Regions from separate parts of the Homo sapiens genome. Here region 1 is linked to region 2. Evidence: chromatin loops called from intact Hi-C (ENCODE). Cell type or tissue: B cell. All regions are shown on one strand. Links, peaks and the distances in the headings refer to the core of each region. The heading gives the core; the rest is flanking DNA. Region 1 has its middle 63 kb from the start of SPMIP10. Region 2 overlaps LMNB1-DT (LMNB1 divergent transcript).

Region 1 (10,933 bases), core at 1,152-9,151, 55 kb before region 2:
ATAATAAAAATCCCCACTGCAAATGAATATTTTTAAGACAATCAGGGAAATTCAAACACGGACTAGGTATTAGATGATACCAAGAAATTATTGTCCATTGTACTACATATCATTTTGAAGTCCTTCTCTATTAGCAATCCACGTTAAAGCATTTATGAGTGAAATAATACAATGTCTGAAATTTGTTTTTAAAATTTCATCTAAAAAGAGGGGTGGTGGGAGGGATAGATGAAACAATATTGGTAACATAATAGTAATTGCTGAAGCTGATAACAAACACATTGAGTTTAATGTGCTATCCTCTCTACTTTCATACATATTTTTAAATTTCCATAATGAAAATGTAAGAAATTCATGTATCTAAGTATAGATACTTACTCTGTCATCTCCCTGAATTGTATCATTGAAGAAAAAATGAAGACCACTACATGTTCAAATCATGACTCTCTTTTGTATTGATACAATTAGTGGGAGCATCAAGCCTCAATTTGTTCACACATTAGTGTCTGTGTTGGTTCAAAATTTGCTATTTCTACCACTGCAATTTCCTGCACAAAGCATTTCATTTATGACAGTCTAGGCTAATAACTGTAGCCATGAAAAACATGACAAAAGAAAGCTTAGTGCTTCTCAGCACTTATGAGAGTGAAGACACACTCTTTCCATGGCAGAGTCTCATGTACTGGCATGTAAATTTCCCCCACTAAATTAATTTATGCATTCATGTGTGCACCTGGGGTGGGTTAGAGGTGTAGGAATATGTACCCATTCTACACTGGTCTGTTTCTTCAATGAACAAAACAAAACACTGCTTGAAGATCATTTCTAAATCATTTCTAACAATGATGTTCACATATTAAGCCCTCTGTGCTTTCTGATTTCAGAGAGATTATACTAATAAACAGTGCTTCTAAAATGTTTTGCTCCTTGGAACCATTTACATTCTTAAAAATTATTGAGGGCAGGGCATGGTGGCTCATGCCTGTAATCCCAGCACTTTGGGAGGCTGAGGTGGGCAGATCACCTGAGGTCAGAAGTTTGAGACCAGCCTGGCCAACATGGCAAAACCCTGTCTCTATTAAAAATACAAAAATTAGCTGGGTGTGGTGGTGTGCACCTGTAATCCCAGTTACTCAGGAGGCTGAGACAGGAGAATTGCTTGAACTTGGGAGGCGGAGGTTGCAGTGAGCCAGGATTGCACCACTGCACTCCAGCCTGGGTGACAGAGTAAGACTCTGTCTCAAAAAAAATGTTTATTGAGGACCTCAAAGGAGTTTATGTTCATGTGACTTGTATCTATTGATATCTACTACATAAGAAATTAGAACCAACTGGGCGTGGTGGCTCGTGCCTGTGATCCCAGCACTTTGATAGGCCAAGGCATTAGGATCACTTGAGCCTAGGAGTTCAAGACCAACCTGGGCAACATATTGAGTCCCTGTCTCTCCCATAAAAAAATTAGCCGAGTGGCCAGGTGCAGTGGCTCACACCTGTAACCCCAGCACTTTGGGAGGCCGAGCTGGGTGGATCACCTGAGGTCAGGAGTTTGAGATCAGCCTGGCCAACATGGCAAAACCCCGTCTCTACTAAAAATACAAAAATTAGCCGGGCGTGGTGGTGGGCACCTGTAATCCCAGCTACTCGGGAGGCTGAGGCAGGGAGAATCACTTGAACCCGGGAGGCAGAGGTTGCAGTGAGCCAAGATTGCGCCATTGTACTCCAACCTGAGCAACAGAGCGAGACTCTGACTCAAAAAAAAAAAAAAAAAAAAAAAAAAATTAGCTGAGCACAGTTGCTCTCGCTTGTAGTCTCAGTTACTTGGGAGGCTGAGGCAAGAGGATTGCTTGATCCCAGGAATTTGAGGTTGCAGTGAGCTGTGATTGCACCACTGCACTCCAGCCTGGGTGACAGAGTTAGACGCTTTCAAAAGAAAGAGAGAACGAGAAAGAAATTAAAACCAAAATGAAAAAATATTAAATTTATCAAAACAAAAAACAGTTTAATGAGAAAAGTGGCCAGATTTACAAGCTCTTTAATGTTTAGTTTAATTGAAGGCAGCTGGAGTCTCATACTTGCTTCTGCATTCTCTCTCTTGCAATATCCCCTACCATGCAGCCTTCAGAAAACTCCATGGTTCACTACTCTAAGAATGACAGTTAAAAAAAGGCAAATAATGCCTTAACATTATTATACAAATAATTTTGAGCTCATAGACCCTCCCCAAAAGTTCTCAGGAATGCTTAGGCATCCCAGGATCACACTTTGAGAACTGCTGCTATATAATGTATGTGTGTAGGAAAGTTCATCCATATGTAAAAATCAGAGAGTGGACCTACTGGCCCCTGAGACCCATGGAGACCTGGAGATACCTGGTTATTGTCAATCACTCACCCACAGTTTTTACGACTACCTCAAAAAGAATTCCTCAGAAACAGCTCGAAAGAGAAAAATTGTACCCTTACCTGAAAGATAATCTAACCAATGTTAAATAAGGTTTTTAAACAGAGATTTAAAATGCTTTCATGACATAAAGTCTTTTGAAAAAAAAGGAAATTAATTTTAAACTTGATTCTTTTTATTTATTTATTTATTTTTTTGAGACGGAGTCTTGCTCTGTCACCAGACTGGAGTGCAGTGGTGCGATCTTGGCTCACTGCAACCTCCGCCTCCCAGGTTCAAGTGATTCCCCTGCCTCAGCCTCCCAAGTAGCTGGGATTACAGGCACCTGCCACCACGCCCAGATAATTTTTTTTATTTTGGTAGAGACAGGGTTTCACTGTGTTGGCCAAGACGATCTCCTGACCTCATGATCTGCCTGCCTCGGCCTCCCAAAGTGCTGGGATTACAGGCATGAGCCACCGCACCCGACCTAAACTTAATTCTTAATAGCAAAATATTTGTTTAAAGACTCCAGTATGCGGCCGGCGTGGTGGCTCACGCCTGTAATCCCAGCACTTTGGGAGGTCGAGGCGGGTGGATCACGAGGTCAGGAGATCGAAACCATCCTGGCTAATACGGTGAAACCTCGTCTCTACTAAAAATACAAAAAATTAGCCAGGCATAGTGGCGGGCGCCTGTAGTCCCAGCTACTCGGGAGGCTGAGGCAGGAGAATGGCATGAAGCCGGGAGGCGGAGCTTGCAGTGAGCCGAGATTGCGCCACTGCACTCCAGCCTGGGCAACAGAGCGAGACTCCATCTCAAAAAATAAAATAAAATAAAATAATAAAGACTCCAGTATGGTTTTTATTACAAGATATTTTATTTGCCCAACATCTGAAATTTCCATTTTCCCAGGTAATGCTTGGCATAGTTGTGGTTTTAGTTTTTCCAATGCATTATTTTCTCTGTACTTCTTATTACAGATTGGTATTTATTTCCATTCAGTAAAATATGTTTAAACAACAACCTTTGGTCAACATTCTACTAGTGATGCATTACTCTTTTTTTTTTTTTTTTTCTTGAGACGGATTCTCGCTCTGTCACCTAGGCTGGAGTGCAGTAGTGCAGTCTCGGCTCACTGCAACCTCCGCCTCCCAATTCAAGCAATTCTCCTACCTCAGCCTCCTGAGTAACTGGGATTACAGGCGCCTGCCACCACGCCCAGCTAATCTTTGTATTTTTTTTGTAGAGATGGGGTTTCGCCATGTTGCCAGGCTGCATTACTTTTTAAAAAAATAACTTTTACTTAAAAAAAAAATTGTTTTGAAACGAGGTCTGGTTCTGTCACCCTGGCTGGAGCGCAGAGGCGCAATAACAGCTCACTGCGGCCTCCTGGGCTCAAGCCATCCTCCCACCTCAGCCCCAAGTAGCTGGGACTACAGGCAGGCACCACCATGCCCAGCTAATTTTTTGTATTTTTAGTAGAGATGGGGTTTTGCTATGTTGGCCACAGTGCCTGGCTAATTTTTTTTTTTTTTTTGTATATATATTTTTGGAGACAGAGTCTTGCTCTGTTGCCCAGGCTGGAGTGCAGTAGGGCAATCTCAAATCACTGCAACCTCTGCCTCCCAGGTTCAAGTAATTCTCGTGCCTCAGCCGCCCGCTGAGTAGCTGGAATTACAGGCAGGCATCACCATGCCCAGCTAATTTTTTGTATTTTTAGTAGAGACAGGTTGTGCCATGTTGGCAAGGATGATCTGGAACTCCTGACCTGAAGTAATCCACCTGCCTCGGCTTTCCAAAGTGCTGGAATTGCAGGCCTGAGCCACTGTGCCTGGCCCATTACTTTTTTTTTTTTTCTGATTATGGTTATAAAAGTAAGACATCGTCAATGAAAAAAGTTTAGAAAAAATCCAGAAAAATATAAAGAACAAAATAAAGATTATATGTAACCAGCTTCCAGAGACAATCACTGTTAATATTTTGTAGTCATTTTCCAAATTGTATTCTACATATCACAGTACACAGGTAGATGTCTTAAAATCAGATTCAGCAAACAAGTAACATTTGACCCTTTTGCCTTAATGTTTGGAATAAACTGAAGCATGATCATGACAGGCATTGCAAAAATACATGGCTTTAGCTTATATTAAAAGAGCATCTTGTGACCCTAGAAACTTAGTATCAGAATTTTTTTTCATAATTTACTAAAACTATGAAGAGTTAATTTATTGATGCTACTAATCCATCTAGATATTGGTTTCAGGGTCAAATTTATTGTCATGGACAAATAAGCCAGAGTTTATTGATTTGTTGGCAACACTGTAGTTTTGCAAATTACAAGGCCCGATACACACACATCACATAATTTTATACAGATATTATGGTAAAAGAAGCATGTGAATGAGAATTTCCAAATTAACCAAACACATTCTTGTATGTCTCATTGTTTTGATTACCACATCAATAACCCTTTTCGTGTATTTTCTCTGAAGTGTTCATCCAGTTATTCTCTGAACAGATGGTCCCCTGAAATTACCTCATTCAGGATAGGTTAATTAAGCATGAAAATTATGATACAAAATATGGTTCCACCTTCCATAAGAAATGCTACCAAATCCTGCAAACAAAGTAGATTTGAACAAAGTGTCCTCAGGTTGTGCTTAGAAAAGAGAGTAAGAGAAGCCCATGCTTGGATAAAACAAGTTACAAGAAGAGTAGAGGCTGTTGTTCCTGTATTTCCAGTTAGTAAGGGAAGAAATTACAGGGTTCATTGGTGACCCATGTACCTGAGGTTTTTAGTGATAAACCCCAAGTGAATACGTCAAATTTTTCCAGGGCCTGACCTTTCCGCATGAAAGTTTGGATTAGGAGACAGTTGTGAAGCATTTATTGCTTTGATATATTAAATGTCTGCTTTCAAGTCAGACGTTTGGAAATTGCATCAAATCTTTAAAATCTAGAGTTTAGTCTAGTGTAGTTGATGATTTATACAGTGATGGTCAGCAGGGTTCTACCCCATCCTGAAGTGTGTTTTGGAAGTTTGTAGAGATCTTTTTATCCCTCACAGTGATTAGAGGATGCAACACTAGCATTTAATGGATGGGAACTAGGAATGCTGGACCTCCCTCCGTGTGTGGAAATGTCTCACACGACAAAGAATTAGCCTCATATTGCATGCCTTTCCAGTGATCCACCATAATGAACCCACTTCAAACATAAATCAATGACAATTTGGTAGATTTAAGTAATAAAAAGCATTTTGTTGTTGTTTTTCACAAGTTACTCCCCAAACCTCTGTAATTTAGGAAAAGGTGGTTATGAATAAGGAAATGAATTGAAGACATGTCTCTAAATAATTGATTTACTAACTCTGAACTTCCTCCCTATGTGAATATGGTTACAGTTCTAAAAAATTGATAGTAAATAAACTGGAGGCTGGGCACAGTGGTTCATGCCTGTAATCCCAGCACTTTGGGAGGCCGAGGCAGGAAGATCACTTGAGGTCAGGAGTTCCAGACCAGCCTGGCCAAGATGGTGAAACCCTGTCTTTACTAAAAGTACAAAAATTAGCCAGGCATGATGGTGCATGCCTGTAATCCCAGCTACTCAGGAAACTGAGGCAGAAGAATTGCTTGAAACCCAGGAGGTGAAGGTTGCAGTGAGCAAAGATCACACCACTGCACTCCAGCCCAGGCAACAGAGCAAGACTCCATCTCAAAAAAATAAAATAAAATAAAATAATTTAAAAACTGGAAAAGGAACTATTAGTAGTGATTCATTATTTCCCTCTTAGAACACATTTGATCACTGATGACACATCATAGGCATCCCATTGTGTCACTTGTTATAATGTTGAAGTTATGTAATGGTTTGAAAGTGTTCTGCAAAGTCCTTTTGGAAATCTAACAACCCTAGTGGGCTGGATTAACACAATTCCACTGCTCATTTGTAACAATATCACACCTTCTCATTTCCTCCAGTACACAGTCTTAGCACATTATCCCTACTTTTTTTTATTTTACCGTCTACAAACATAAATCACATTTGTCCCCCTGCTATTTCATTTTTCTTGGATGGAATATCCTCTGATCTTCTTCTCTTAAATCCAATCCTATTGATTACAAGCAGCTTCAAGGATCTGACTTCTTTATATCTTTTAGTGCCTCACTGCTACTCAAAGTGTGGCCCAAGGGCCAGCAGCATCTGCTCCACCTGGAAGCTTGTTAGACCTGCAGAATCTCCACCCTCTGCAGAAATACTAGATCAGGATCTGCATTTTTGACAAGATTCCCAGGGATTCATATGCACAACTACAGTTGGAGGAGCACTGTTGTAATGTAGCCATGACCACTGATTTACATATTAAAATATTAAAAAATTGGTTGGGCATGGTGGCTCACGCCTGTAATCCTAGCATTTTGGGAGGCTGAGGTGGGTGGATCACCTGAGGTCAGGAGTTCAAGACCAGCCTGGCCAATATGGTGAAATCCCATCTCTACTAAAAATACAAAAATTAGCCAGGCATGGCTGTGGGCACCTGTAATCCCAGCTACTTGGGAGGCCAAGGCAGGAGAATTGCTTGAACCCGGGAGGCAGAGGTTGCAGTGAACCAAGATTGTGCCATTGCACTCCAGGCCTGGGTGACAGAAACGAGACTTTGTCTCAAAAACAACAACAACAACAACAACAAAACTCTATTTCTACTAAAGAAAATATCTGTATTGCACAATTATAGTTCATTGTGAGAAAGCTAGCAGTGAACAGCTATATTAATTCTAGATATTTTCAAAGACCAATGGTCAGAATCACCTGAAAGATTTCATAAACAGAGATTGCCGGGATTCACTCCCAGAGTTCCTGATCCAGTAGGTGTGGGTGAGGCCCAAGAGTCTGCATTTCTCACAAGTCCCTAGAGAGATCACATTTTGGGACCACACTGATATAAGGCATGGACACCAAAATTATAGAGTTTTTTTCATTGGAAGACAACTCCAATGCTGATATGCTAAATAAACATGGATTCCATATTTTGAATTTCAGACTATATATACAACTTGAGAGAATTAGCTGCAAAAATAATTTTTCATGGTCAGTTAGAGCATGAGAATGTGGTCTTAAAATGCAGAGAGTAATACCTCCTTGATTTCTTTCTCTGACTCGTGAAGAAAATTAAGTGTGGGGAAAGAGATAAATTTTGATGCCCAAATAATTTCCATTACAGATTTTCCTTTTTTTTTTTTTTTTTTCTGAGAAGGAGTTTCACTCTCGTTGCCCAGGCTAGAGTGCAATGGCTTGATCTCAGCTCACTGCAACCTCCACCTCCCAGGTTCAAGCGATTCTCCTGTCTCAGCCTCCCAAGTAGCTGGAATTACAGGCACATGCCACCATACCTGGCTAATTTTTGTATTTTTAGTAGAGACAGAGTTTCATCATATTGGTCAGGCTGGCCTCAAACTCCTGACCTCAGATGATCCGCCCACCTCAGCCTCCCAAAGTGCTGGGGTTATAAGCGTGAGCCACTGTGCCCAGCCCACAGATTTTCTTCTTAATGAGTTAGATATGTGATCACCTCAGCACTAGATATTCTGCCATTTTTAACTTGAAGTGATTAACTGAGGATATACATGAGTTGAATATATCATTGAGATACTCTAATTGACCAACCCATGGAAGTCATAGAAATGGTTTTATCTTGTTCCTCATTTCAGAACTGCATATGAATGCCATTTCCCTCAACAGCCAGCACGTTTCAGCATGGAAGAGCAGGATGTGCCTGTTTCTTTTTGAAGGATATTTCTAGATATATTTAGTAGTTTTTACTTTGTTATATTTACAACTTTATGAAGCATGTTTTTAGATACATTTAGTAGTTTTTACTTTGTTATATTTACAACTTTCACGTTCATTTCTGAATCAATTCCTAAAGGTGTACTGTTGACCACTGTCTTAGTCCATTTGTGCTGCTATAACAAAATATTTGGAACTGGGTAATTTATAAAGAACAGAAATTTATTGCTCACAGTTCTGTGGGCTAGAAGGTCTAAGATTAAGGTGCTAGCAGATTTGATGTCTGGTGAGGATTTGGTTTCTGCCTCCAACATGGCACCTTGTTGCTGTGTCCACATGGCAGAAGGGCAAAAGGATCTAGGGGCTGGGCATGGTGGCTCATGCCTGTAATCCCAGCACTTTGGGAGGCCGAGGCAGGCGGATCACCTGAGGTCAGGAGTTCAAGACCAGCCTGGCCAACAGGGTGAAACCCCATCTCTACTAAAAATACAAAAATTAGCTTGATGTGGTGTTGGGCACCTGTAATCCCAGCTACTCGGGAGGCTGAGGCAGGAGAATCACCTCAACCTGGGAGGTGGAGGTTGAATGGAGCTGAGATCACGCCAGTGCATTCCAGCTTGGGCAACAGACAGAGACCCCATCTCAAAAAAAAAAAAAAAAAAAGAAAAAGAAAAAATGAAGGAACTAGGGAGCTCCCTTAAACCTCTTTTATCACAGCACTAATCCCATTCATGATGGTGGAGAGCTCATGACTTAATCACTTCCCAAAAGGGTGCCACCTCATAATTCTATCACATTGGGTATTAGGTTCTAACATATGAATTTTGGAGGGACACATACATTAAAATCATAGCAACCACCCGGGCTCTGTGGATAAAGTATTGTTTGGATGGGCATCCAAAAGCAATTTCTTTTATTCATTTCATGTAGCAATTAATATGTTTTAATTATTATTATGTGCTCTTCTGCAATACCGAGACACCTCTTTTATTTTTTGGTCTGTTTGGTATAAGGAAAACAACTTTGAATTGTGACTCTAAAGTTTCTGTCTGTTCTCTGATGAAAGATAAAATGGTCACTTTCTACTAGAGAGCATAATATTGTGGTTCTTTTGGAAAAATCAGCTGATTTATGAGATAGGTCATTGGGCTTTGTTGGAAATTATGAAAATGGCTTAGTAGCTTTAAAGCACCATTTGAGAAATTGAGATTTTCCCTGTATGCAGTCTTAAAATTAAACTAGGGACATTATTTAAATTGACATTTATAGATGGGGTAGCATTCTGGGTGTTTTTGAGGTTTGTTTTGTTTGGTTGTTTTTGTAGAGATAGAGTCTCCCTATGTTGCCCAGGCTGGTCTCAAACTCCTGGGCTCAAGCCATCCTCCTGCTTCAGCCTCCCAAAGTGCTGGGATTACAGGTGTGAGCTACTACGCTTGGCTGGGAAAGCATTCTGGAAAGTCTGTTTTGTTTTGTTTTGTTTTGTTTTGTTTTGTTTTCAGATCAAGTCTTGCTCTGTCACCCAGGCTTTACAGTGGCACGATCTTGGCTCACTGCAGCTTCCGCCTCCCAGGTTCAAGCAATTCTCGTGCTTCAGCCTCCTGAGTAGCTGGGATTACAGGCCCTTGCCACCACACCTAGCTAATTTTTGTATTTTTTTAGTAGAGATGGGATTTCACTATGTTGGCCAGACTGGTCTCAAACTCCTGACCTCATGATCTGCACCTCGGCCTCCCAAAGTGCTAGGATTACAGGCGTGAGCCACCGTGCCTCACCTGCATTCTGCAAAGTTTTGTCTAGAATTTCCATGTCCCACATCTCCACCAATGCTTAGTGTTATATAACACATGCCCATCTGATTGATGTGGAATGGTATACGTGTATATGTGTGTTTTGTTGTTGTTTTAAATAAGTAGTTTTTTTGCAAAGACCATACAAACTTGCACTCTGTAGCAGTGGTTTGTCAGTAAGTTGTAGAATTCTTGTGGATTTAAAATACACTTCCCCAAACGCTAATGAGGGTGAGCATTTTTCATATCTGCACTGGCCATTCAAGTTTTGCCTCCTGACAATTCCTTGTTCTCATTATTTGTTCATCTTTTGCCTTTTTTTTATCACTGTTTATCAATATAAATATTCCGGATATTAATCCTTTATCTATAAGATGTATTGGCCAGGCATGGTGGCTCACGGCTGTAATCCCAGCACTTTGGGAGGCCAAGGAGGGCAGGTCACCTGGGGTCGGGAGTTCGAGACCAGCCTGACCAACATGGAGAAACCCTATCTCTATTAAAAATACAAAATTAGCTTGGTGTAGTGGCACATGCCTATAATCCCAGCTACTTGGGAGGCTGAGGCAGGAGAATTACTTGAACCCAGGAGGCAGAGGTTGTGGTAAGCCGAGATCTCACCTTTGCACTCCAGCCTGGGCAACAAGAGCGAAACTCAAAAAAAAAAAAAAAAAAAAAAAAAAAAGGTGTATTGCAACACTTTCTTCAAGTCCGTGGTTTGTCTTTTAAGTTTATATTTGATTCTTTCTATTGAGCTGAATTTTAAAACTAACTCAACTTTTTCATTATCTTTCTTTGTATTTTGTGCCTTCTTTAAGGTTTTAAGATCCTTTCCTGCCTACATGTCATAAAGATATGCTGTTTTGTTTTGTTTTGTTTTGTTTTGTTTTAGATGGAGTTTCACTCTTGTGGTTCAGACTGGAGTGCAATGGCAAAATCTCGGCTCACTGCAACCTTCGCCTCCTGGGTTCAAGTGA
Region 2 (10,933 bases), core at 989-8,988:
GGGCGGAGCCTGCAGTGAGCCGAGATTGCACCACTGCACTCCAGCCTGGGTGAAAGAGCGAGATTCCGTCTCAAAAAAAAAAAAAAAAAAAAAGATAAGGACATTCTCTTACATAACCAGAAAGTCAGGAAATTATCATTGATACAATATTATTATTGATAATAGATCTTATTCAGATCTTTCCAGTTGTCCAAATAATGTTCTTTATGGCAAAAGAAATCCTACATCATGTATTGTGTTCAGTGAATATGTCTCTTTAGTTGTCTTTAATTGGAAACGATCAATTTCTTTTTTTTCTTTCATGACATTAATTTTTTTAATAGATATGGGGTCTTGCTATGTTGCTCAGGCTGGTCTCCAACTGCTGGCCTTAAACAGTTCTCCCACCTTAGCTTCCCAAAGTGCTGGGATTACAGGCATGAGCCACTACACCTGGCCAACATTAATATTTTTGAAAAATACTGGTCATTTATTTTCTAGAGTGTCCTTCAAGTTTGGGTTTGGCTGGAGCCTTATGATTAAATTCAGAGGAGGTATTTTTGGCAAAAACTTCACAGAATTCTCAGTGCATTATATCCAGTAAGCACATGACGTCAATTTCTTCTGATCTGGTGATTTTTAACTTTGATCTCAGGATAAGGATGTGTTTGCCAGTTTTCTCCACTGTAAGATAATTCTATTTTTCTCTTTATAAGTAAGATTGTAGGGAGCCACATGTTTCTGATGCTAGGCCTGATTTCTTCATCTTCGTGGTAGGAATAATAGTGTATATGAGGCTTTTCAGGCTATGACTCCAGCTCACATTCTCACCTGCTGAGCAGCTGGAGCTACAGGCATGCACCACCATTCCTAGTTAATTATTGTATATTTTATAGACACAGGGTTTTGCCATGTTGCCCAGGCTGGTCTTGAACTCCTGGGCTCAAGTCATCCACTCACCTCAGCCTCCCAAAATGCTGAGATTACAGCTATGAGCCACCATGCCAAAGCATTTTCCAAATATTGTCAATCCCTAGTTGGTTGAATTCACAAATGCTGAACTCACAGAGAGGGAGGGCCCACTGCAGTTATGTAATGATCAGTAGACTGCAAATTTCTTGGGGATAGAATTGGGTTTTGTGTCTTGGAATATGTTAAATTGTTACTGTTTTCATTTTGTGTTATGTTTGTTTGTTTTTTGAGACAGGTCTCACTCTGTCATCCAGGCTGGAATTCGGTGGTGCAGTCATAGCTCACTGCAGCCTCAGACTCCTGGGCTCAAGGAATTCTCACTTCTCAGCCTCCCAGTGCCTGGGGCTACAGGCATGCACCACCGCATTTGGCTAATTTTTGTTTATTTCGTAGAGACAGGGTTTCGTCATGTTGTCCAGGTTGGTCTGGAGCTCAGGCGATCCGTCCACCCACTTCCGCTTCCCAAAGGGCTGGGATTATAGGTGTGAGCCACAGTGCCTGGCCTTTTTGTTTTTTGTTTGTTTGGTTGGTTTTTCTGGATGAATGAGTACCTAGGTAAGGAGACACCAGTAAAAATGATTTGCTTGGGTTTCAAGGCTTATATCAGATCACAGTCTCTAGGCTTACAGAATAATGCAATGTAAAATGAGCCCTACTGAAAAATAACAATAGAGATATAAATCACCTCTTGATTCTAAATCAAACAATTTACAACTGGAAGAGATCCAATATTCAAATCTGCTATTTCATAATAGAAATGGAGGCATATCGAGAGTAAAGGATCCCCAAGATGAAGCAGAGCTGGGACCACACCTCAAACTTTGTGTCCAAGCCATTTCACAGGGCTAAATTCTTTTCAGTTTTGATCCAGCCCTTTACAAACACAAAAGAGGATGGATAAATTTCATGACCAGGAAAGATTTTCAGAGATACCAAATTAAGGTAGTTTCATTCATTTTTTTATTGAGGTAAAATTCACAGAAATAAAATGAACCATTAACCTTTTTTAAGTGTACAATTCAGTGGCATTTGCTGCACTAGTTTGTTGTTTCTTTTTCTCATATTAAAAAAATAAAAATTTCACACATGAAATTCCATTAGACCCTATCCCACTTAAGTTCTAGATAAAGAGTTATTTTCAGGAGGAGGATAGGTGAAAGCTTGTGTGGAGAAAGAATGTAATCAGTCCTCTCCTCTCTCCTCCCACACAGACTCCTTGGAAGGGGTAGATGCTGAGTTAACCCTTTAGTCAACACTGGCCAAAAACAGTAAGTAACTCCTTCTTCAAGCATACTATTTTATTGGAGAAGTTTATTTTTGTTTTGTTTTGTTTTGTTTTGTTTTTTGTTAGGCTGCAAGGGAGAAAAACAAAACAAAATGAAACAAAACCTTTCCTCTTAGGTTTAGTAACTGGGGCCTGCAAATTAAACTCACAAAAGACATTAACAGTAGCAAAGGCATACGTTACTTTATTCTCTTTGTTTTCTGTTGCTTAGAGCAGAACACTGGAAACTGGATAATATATAGACAAAAAATATTTATTTTTTGTTTTTGTTTTTGAGACAGAGTTTCACTCTTGTTGCCCAGGCTGGAGTGTGGTGGCGCGATCTTGGCTCACTGCAACCTCCACCTCCCGGGTTCAAGCAATTCTCCTGCCTCAGCCTCCCAAGCACCTGGGACTACAGGTGCGTGCCACCATGCCCAGCTAATTTTTGTATTTTAGTAGAGATGGAGTTTCACCATATTGGCCAGGCTGGTCTCCAACTCCTGACCTCGTGATCCACCCGCCTCAGCCTCCCAAAGTGCTGGGATTACAGCCGTAAGCCACCGTGCTCCGCCAACAAAAAATATTTCTTACAGTTATGGAAGCTGAGAAGTCCAAGGTCAGAGGGCTGCACTTGGTGAGGGCCTTCTTGCTGGTGGAGACTCTCTACAGAGTGACAAGGCAGTGTAGGGCATTGCATGGTGATGGGGCTGGGCATGCTAGCTCAGATCCTCCTCTTCTTATAAAGCTACCAGTCCCATTACCACACTATCCCACTAATTCATTATTCACCTCTTAAAGGTCCCACCTGTCAGTATTACCACGTTGAAAATTAAATTTCTTTTCTTTTTTAAATTTTTTTGAGATGGAGTCTCCCTCTGTCGTCCAGGCTGGAGTGCAGTGGCGTGGTCTTGGCTCATGCAATCTCTGCCTCCTCGGTTCAAGCTATTCTCCTGCCTCAGCCTCCAGAGTAGCTGGGATTATAGGTGTGCACCACCATGCCTGGCTAATTTTTGTATTTTTACTAGAGATGGGGTTTCACCATGTTGGCCAGGCTGGTATTGAACCCCTGACCTCAGGTGATCCACCTGCCTCAGCCTCCCAAAGTGCTGGGATTACAGGTGTGAGCCACCACACCTGGCCTGAAAATTAAATTTCAACATGAGTTTTGGAGGGGACAAATATTCAAATCATAGCATTTATTAATGTTAACATTTGTATGTGCACGGGGACTTTACAGAAATAAAGTGGAAACCCAAAGAGGTAGTTAGACCCAAGGGCTTATATACCATTTTAATGAAAAGCAATAACTGGTGGAGAAGTGACCAGACAGAGGAAAAAGAGTTTGGCCTTCTAAAAGTGGTAAATGGCAGGAAGGTGACCAGGAAATGTATAGTAGATAAGTGTCGTTTAGTAAGCCTTGTTATGCAAATAAGAGTCATTTTCCTCTCTCTGATATAGAAAAGGAAAACACCTTTAGAAGGAGGATTTTATGCCCTGCTTTTAGGCAGAAAGTGGGAGGACACGGAGTTCTTCCTTCATGTGCTGCTTCCTAATTGCCATCAGCTCAAAATCATCTTTATGCGGAAGTGGCATATTTGGGGGTGGCAGATTCTGATCTCCTTCAGTACCTTGAGGATTTCGTCTTGGGTCTAAAAACAGCAGGGGGCAAAAAGCCTGGCAGCTTTGATGAGAGTTTTAGTTGACTCATCATCCAACTGAAAAGAGTGGGGGTGGTGACTATTTAGGAACCCTGTGTAGGTGGAAGTGGTTGGTTTGTCGTTGTGTCTGACTCTTGCTCAGGCTTCACAGTCAGAGTAGGTTCTACTTCTCACTTGAGGCCCGCCCCCAGATCCCCAGCCCACCAGGATTTCCCTTCAGTGGCGCTTGCATTGAAGGCTACTTCTTTGGCTCCAAGCACAAAACCCAGGGATTTTTAGTGGGTTGTGGTTCTTTTTCTTTTCTTTCTTTCTTTCTCTCTCTTCTTTCTTTCTTTCTTTCTTTCTTTCTTTCTTTCTTTCTTTCTTTCTTTCTTTCTTTTTCTTTCTCTTTCTTTCTTTCTCTCCTTCCTTCCTTTCTTTTCTTTCTTCCCTCCCCCTCTCCCTCCCTCTTTCTTTTTTTATTTATTTCTTTCTTTCTCTCTCTTTTTCTTTCTCTTTCTTTCTTTCTCTCCTTCCTTTCTTCCTTCCCTTTCTTTCTTCCCTCCCTCCCTCCCTTCTTTCTTTCTCTTTCTTTTTCCTTCCTTCCTTCCTTTCTTCCCTCCCTCTCTCCTTCCTTCCTTTTTCTTTCTTTCTTTCTTTCTTTCTTTCTTTCTTTCTTTCTTTCTTTCTTTCTTTCTTCTTTCTTTCTTCCTTTCTTTCTTTTTTCTTTCTTTCTTTCCTTCCTTCCTTCCATCCTTCCTTCCTTCCTTTCTTTTCTTTCTTCCCTCCCTCTCTCCTTTCTTTCTTTCTCTTTCAGTCTTTCTTTACATTCGTTCTTTCTTTCTTCCTTTTTGAGACGGAGTCTCGCCCTGTGGCCCAGGCTGGAGTGCAATGGTGTAGTCTTGGCTCACTGCAACCTCTGCCTATCGGGTACAAGCAATTCTGCCTCAGTCTCCCGAGTACCTGGGATTACAGGTGCGCACCACCACGCTCCGCTAATTTTTTGTATCTTTAGTAGAGACGGGGTTTCACCATGTTGGCCAGGCTGGTCTCGAACTCCTGACCTCGTGATCTGCCCGCTTTGGCCCCCCAAAGTGTTGGGATTACAGGCCTGAGCCACCGCGCCTGGCTTTTTTCTTTTTTAAAATTTATTTTGATTTTTTATAGATACGCGGTCTTTCTATATTGCCAAAATTCTTGAGCTCAAGCAATCCACCCACCTCAGCCACCCAAAGTGTCGGAATTACAGGCATAAGCCACCAGGCCCACCCTGGTTGTTTTAAAAAATATATTCCTTGTTCAGTCTCCACAACTTCACTGTAGACTCTGTATTTGAAATATCTTTGTTTTTTCTTAACATACTACTTTTTATTTAATTTGACAAATATATGTTAAATAAAAAAAATTTTTTTTTGTTTTGAGATGGAGTCTTGCCTTGTCGCCCAGGCTGGAGTGCAGTGGGGCGATCTCGGCTCACTGCAAGCTCCGCCTCCCGGGTTCACGCCATTCTCCTGCCTCAGCCTCCCAAGTAGCTGGGACTACAGGCGCCCGCCACCATGCCCGGCTAATTTTTTGTATTTTTTTTTTTAGTGGAGACGGGGTTTCACCGTGTTGGCCAGGATAGTCTCGATCTCCTGACCTCGTGATCCACCTGCCTCGGCCTCCCAAAGTGCTGGGATTAAAGGCGTGAGCCACCGCGCCCGGCCCTAAATAAATGTTTTAAGTCCTTTCCCTGTGCATCTAATTTGTCAGACCTGTGTCCAATCTAAAGTTTAAGTCCACGTGGCTCTTAATCTCTCTGAGAAGAAAAGTCTAGTAGGGAAGATAAATGATATGCTTATTTGATAAATATTTATTGAACTTCCTAATAGCAGGAATGATGCTAGGCACTAGGGATGCAAAGGTGAATTGGTCAGGGTTCTGGTGCTGGAGGACTCACTCAGTGTGGCGGGAATTGTCAGTTTCCGCTGACAATAATGTTACCAGCGGAAGAGATCAGAGCCACCCTGAGTTACCAGCCACCTATCCAGCCTTACATCTGTATAGGTACGCAGCAACTTTGGTTCTTGCCTTCTCAGAAGAAAGAATTCTACTGAAGGGCATAAGGAGCGAGACAAGTTTCGGAGCAGGAATAGAAGTTTGTTTAAAACGGCTTTAGAATAGGAAAGAAGGAAAGCACACTTGGAAGAGACCCAAAGAACAAAAAGGGAGAGTCAAGTGCCCCATTTAACTGTGATACTAGGACTTTTTTTTTGAGACGGAGTCTCCCTCTGTCACCAGGCTGGAGTGCAGCGGTGTGATTACAGGCATGAACCACCGCGCCCGGTGATACTAGGACTTGTATAAGCTCACCTCTTTCCCATGATTCTTCCCTTAGGGTGGGCTGCCCGCCTGCACAGTGCCCTCCTTACCCTTTGGAATTGAGCACAGCGCAGTGTGTTTAGGGAGTCATAAGCATGCCTATCTGAGGCTTTCTTCCTTTTGCCGGTGGAGTTTACCTGGAAGATCATAATTCGCCATTTTTGCCTCTTAATATGCATGCCCAGGAAGTTTCTTCTCCCTGAGGCTTGCATTCAATTAACATTTCATATTAACAGGTGTGGACCCTCAGGAAATGCCTTTTCCCTGGCGCTGCCGAATTATCGCACTCGGAGAGGCAATGCCGTAATTGCTGATAGGCTTAGTGGGTGGGGGAGAGCCCTCTCCTGTCTGGCTCCTGCCTATCCAACTACCTGTAGGTAACAATAAGACTCACTCACTGAACTTAACGAAAAAACCTCTAAGAGATGTTTGAAATTTGCATTTAGACCAGGAAATGTGTGGTCTTATAAGACATCCTCACAAAAACGTAGGACTAGGAGTTCTCTTAAGATCGTCTAACAATTATTTGAGTGATAAAGAACACTAGGCCAGGCCCAGTGACTCATGCTTGTAATCCCAGCACTTTGGGAGACCGAGGCGGGCAGATAATCTGAGGCCAGGAGTTCGAGACCAACCTGGTCCAACATGGTGAAACCCTGTGGCAGGCACATGTAATCCCAGCTACTGGAGAGGTTGAGGCAAGATAATTGCTTGAACTCGGGAGTTGGAGGTTGCAGTGAGCCGAGATCAAGCCACTGCACTCCAGCCTGGGCAACAGAGCGAGACTCCATCTCAAAAAAAAAAAAAAAAAAAAAAAAGGCCGGGCGCAGTGGCTCACACCTATAATCCCAGCACTTTGAGAGGCTCAAGGCAGGCGGATCACGAGGTCAGGAGTTCAAGACAATCCTGGCCAACATAGTGAAACCCTGTCTCTGCTAAAAATACAAAAATTATCTGGGCGTGGTGGCACGTGCCTGTAATCCCAGCTACTTGGGAGGCTGAGGCAGGAGAATCACTTGAACCAGGAAGTCGGAGGTTGCAGTGAGCCAAGATCGTGCTGCATCACTCCAGCCTGCCGGCAGAGCAAGACTCCGTCTCAAAAAAAAAAAACCAAAAAAAAAAACAAAACACTAATTGAGAGAGTAGAAGTCAATGAAAGGATGTTCTAGTTAGCTACAGGTTGGAACTCTAACCCAAATCACCATTTGCATTCTTAATATGCCCCCAGTTTCAGGCGATTTCTTTTTGGGCACACCAGAGATCAGACAAATGCCATAATGCCTACTCTGCCCCAAATGGGGATTTTCAGGTATAGCAAGTGTAAATATAGCTTTTTCCAGAAGAAGCGGGGTTGGGTGGGAGGGGAAAATCACACAATTAATTTTCATGATAGAGATCCCAAGAAAGAAAGTGGAGGTGCTTACTGTGATTTCAGTTTAATTAGAAACACATCCTGAATGTTAAGACAAAACCAAAAGTGTTGGTTTCATTTGAACTTGAGAAGAATTGGAGACTATAGACTTAATTATGTTTCCCATCCCCATAGTAAACAATAAACACCTATTATGTTCTTCCAGAGTTAACCAAGTCTATGAGCCAATGTAATCAGTCCAATGAATGTGTTAGAATAGATACTACACATTTTGTGGGTGCTACTGCAGCTTGTATGTGTTGGCAGCAGTTCCGCTTTATTTCCTGCTGATTTTTTTTTTTTTTTGTACCTTCACTGCCATATAATGATTTAGGACTTTTGCTTCCTGAGGTCAGTGAGAACATTCATATCTGATACTTAACTCCAGAAGAAGATTCTTGTTTAGTTATGAGAAAGTGAATGGCTTTAGTGATGATTCGCAGAAATCTCCCAAGTGATGATGGAATTCTGAAAGGAAGTATAACGTATTTTTACTTAAAAACAAAAAAACAAAAAACAAAAAAACCCCACAAAAACTACCCAGGACAAAAAAAAAAAACATTTAAGTTAACAGACCTCATATTTCCCCCAGAGTCCTTAAGTGATTTTCTAAAACATTGTGTTAACTTACCTTCAAATAATTTAAAACACATCAGCTTTAAGAAAATGTGGCACATATACACCATGGAATACTATGCAGCCATAAAAAATGATGAGTTCATGTCCTTTGTAGGGACATGAATGAAATTGGAAATCATCATTCTCAGTAAACTATCGCAAGGACAAAAAACCAAACACCGCATGTTCTCACTCATAGGTGGGAATTGAACAGTGAGAACACATGGACACAGGAAGGGGAACATCACACTCTGGGGACTGTTGTGGGGTGGGGGGAGGGGGGAGGGATAGCATTAGGAGATACACCTAATGCTAAATGACGAGTTAATGGGTGCAGCGCACCAGCATGGCACATGTATACATATGTAACTAACGTGCACGTTGTGCACATGTACCCTAAAACTTAAAGTGTAATAATTAAAAAACAAACAAACAAAAAAAACACATCAGCTGTAGCTGTTTGGAGTTCTTGTACTTCAGAAAGGACAGTGGGAAGTGGCAGATGACCGTATGATCTTTATTTTACCATAAGCCAGAAATTCTGTGTTAGCACTGAAATAATATCATATTAAATATTTGTGCTGTATTATATTAAATTAAATATTCTCTGGTCACAAGGGACTAAAAACTAAAACAGCTTAAGCAAAAAACAAAAACACAAGGGGGTAGAGGCACTACTAGAATACCAGAGCAACCCTGAATCCGAGGAAGAGTGGGAGACCAGGCCTCAAGGGGACAGAAGCCAGGGCACATCTGGAGAACTCTGTGAGCATGCACTCATGCAGAGACCTTCTCCTTAGAGTGCTGCCTCAAGCGCTTCTTCATCAAAATGTCTACTTCCTGGAAAAGAGAAGCTAATTGCTCCTTCTTTGCTCGGGGTCACCTCTGGGCCAGTGAGCGATGATAATATGATAGGATAGAACCACACAGCAGAAACAAGGCTGAGAAGCATCCACTCCTGAGGACACATCAGGAGATTCTCAGAGAGCACTGGGGGCAGTGCATTGCCAACCACACATAGACTTTAATGTTATAATCATGTATTACAGCTAAAGGCAAGTTTTGCTTATTTTCTATATACAGTGATCATCACATTAACTGACATGCTCTTTCCTAACATTCTATTATTCAGCCTTAAAAAAAAAATTAGGCTGGACATGGTGGCTCACACCTGTAATCCCAGCACTTTGGGAGGCTGAGGCAGGGCAGATCGCAAGATCAGGAGATCGAGACCATCCTGGAGAACATGGCGAAACCCCATCTCTACTAAAAATACAAAAAAATTAGCCAGGTGTGGTGGCGGGCACCTGTAGTCCCAGCTACTCGGGAGGCTGAGGCAGGAGAATGGCGTGAACCCGGGAGGCGGAGCTTGCAGTGAGCCGAGATCGTGCCACTGCACTCCAGCCTGGGCGACAGAAAGAGACTCCGTCTCAAAAAAAAAAAAAAAAAAAATTAATTAAGGCTGGGTGCTGTGGGAGGCTGAGGTGGGCAGATCACCTGAGGTCGGGAGTTGGAGACCAGCCTGACTTACGTGGAGAAACCCCATCTCTACTAAAAATACAAAATTAGCTGGGCACAGTGGCACATCTGTAATCCCAGCTACTTGGGAGGCTGAGGCAGGAGAATCGCTTGAACCCAGGAGGCGGAAGTTGCAGTGAGCTGAGATTGCACCATTGCACTCCAGCCTGGGCAACAAGAGCAAAACTCCAACTCAAAATAAATAAATAAATAAAACACAAAAATTAGCTGGGCGTGGTGCATGCCTGTTATAGCAGCTACTTGGGAGGCTGAGGCGGGAGAATCTCTTGAACCTGGGAGGCAGAGGTTGCAGTGATCCAAGATCACTCCACTGCACTCCAGCCTGGGCAACAGAGCCAGACTCTGTCTCAAAAAAATAAAAGCGAAAACAGCTTTGTTGAGACATAACTCACATATTATAAAATTTATCTACTTAAAGTGTATAGTTCAATGGGTTTTGGTATATAAAATTATTAATTTTTAAAAATTGTGAAAAATAAAAATTATGGTAAAATATATGCAACAAAACTTGCCATCTTCACCGTTTTTAAGTGTACAATTCAGTGCCACTACTTACATTTATGATGTTGTGCAACCATTAGCACTATTTCCAAACTTTTTCATCACACCAAACAAAACACTTAAGAATATTGCTCTATTATAACTAGGCCTTTTTTTTTTTTTTTTTTTTTTTTGAGATGGGATCTCGCTGTGTCACTCAGGCTGGAGTGCAATGGTGCAATCATGGCTTCAAGGCTCACTGCAGCCTCGACCTCCCAGGGTCAAGCCATCCTCCAACTTACCTCAGCCTCAGCTGGAAGTACAGGTGAAAGTCATCACGCCTGGCTAATTTTTATATTTATTTTTATTTTTCTAGAGAGAAGGCCTTGATATATGTCCAGGCTGTATTTTCTTCCCCCTTTTTTTTTTTTTTCCGAGACGGAGTCTCGCTCTGTAGCCAGGCTGGAATGCAGTGGCACAATCTCGGCTCACTGCATCCTCCGCCTCCTGGGTTCAAACGATTCTCCTGCCTCGGCCTCCTGAGTAGCTGGGACTACAGGTGTGAGCCATCACGCCCAGCTAATTTTTGTATTTTTAGTAGAGATGGGGCTTCACAATGTTGGCCAGGATGGTCTCGATCTCTTGACCTCATGATCCGCCCACTTCGGC

What was found. A loop is a pair of places that touch in the nucleus more often than their neighbours do. Peaks named below come from ENCODE experiments on the same cell type or tissue, not always from the same donor. Only the 100,000 strongest peaks of a DNase experiment are listed, where the experiment ranks them.
Region 1: a loop joins it to region 2, with 1.8 times the contacts of the local background. A loop is called at or near these places in 3 of 110 quality-filtered maps.

Annotation. Positions count from the first base shown.
Region 1 is chr5:126,689,071-126,700,003 of GRCh38, forward strand. No RefSeq gene overlaps it. Among named protein-coding and RNA genes, the nearest start is that of SPMIP10, 63 kb to the left of the region's middle. In B cell, for the core only: no CTCF peak of the experiment used is centred there; no DNase peak of the experiment used is centred there.
Region 2 is chr5:126,744,327-126,755,259 of GRCh38, forward strand. It overlaps LMNB1-DT (LMNB1 divergent transcript), which reads right to left. Exons shown (of 4, transcript NR_134485.1): 4 at 7,637-8,095. Among named protein-coding and RNA genes, the nearest start is that of LMNB1-DT, 27 kb to the right of the region's middle. RefSeq lists enhancers at 3,780-3,829, 4,962-5,887 and a silencer at 9,914-10,080. In B cell, for the core only: CTCF peaks have their summits at 4,365 and 4,634; a DNase peak (open chromatin) is centred at 3,925; H3K4me3 peaks cover 630 bases; H3K27ac peaks cover 858 bases.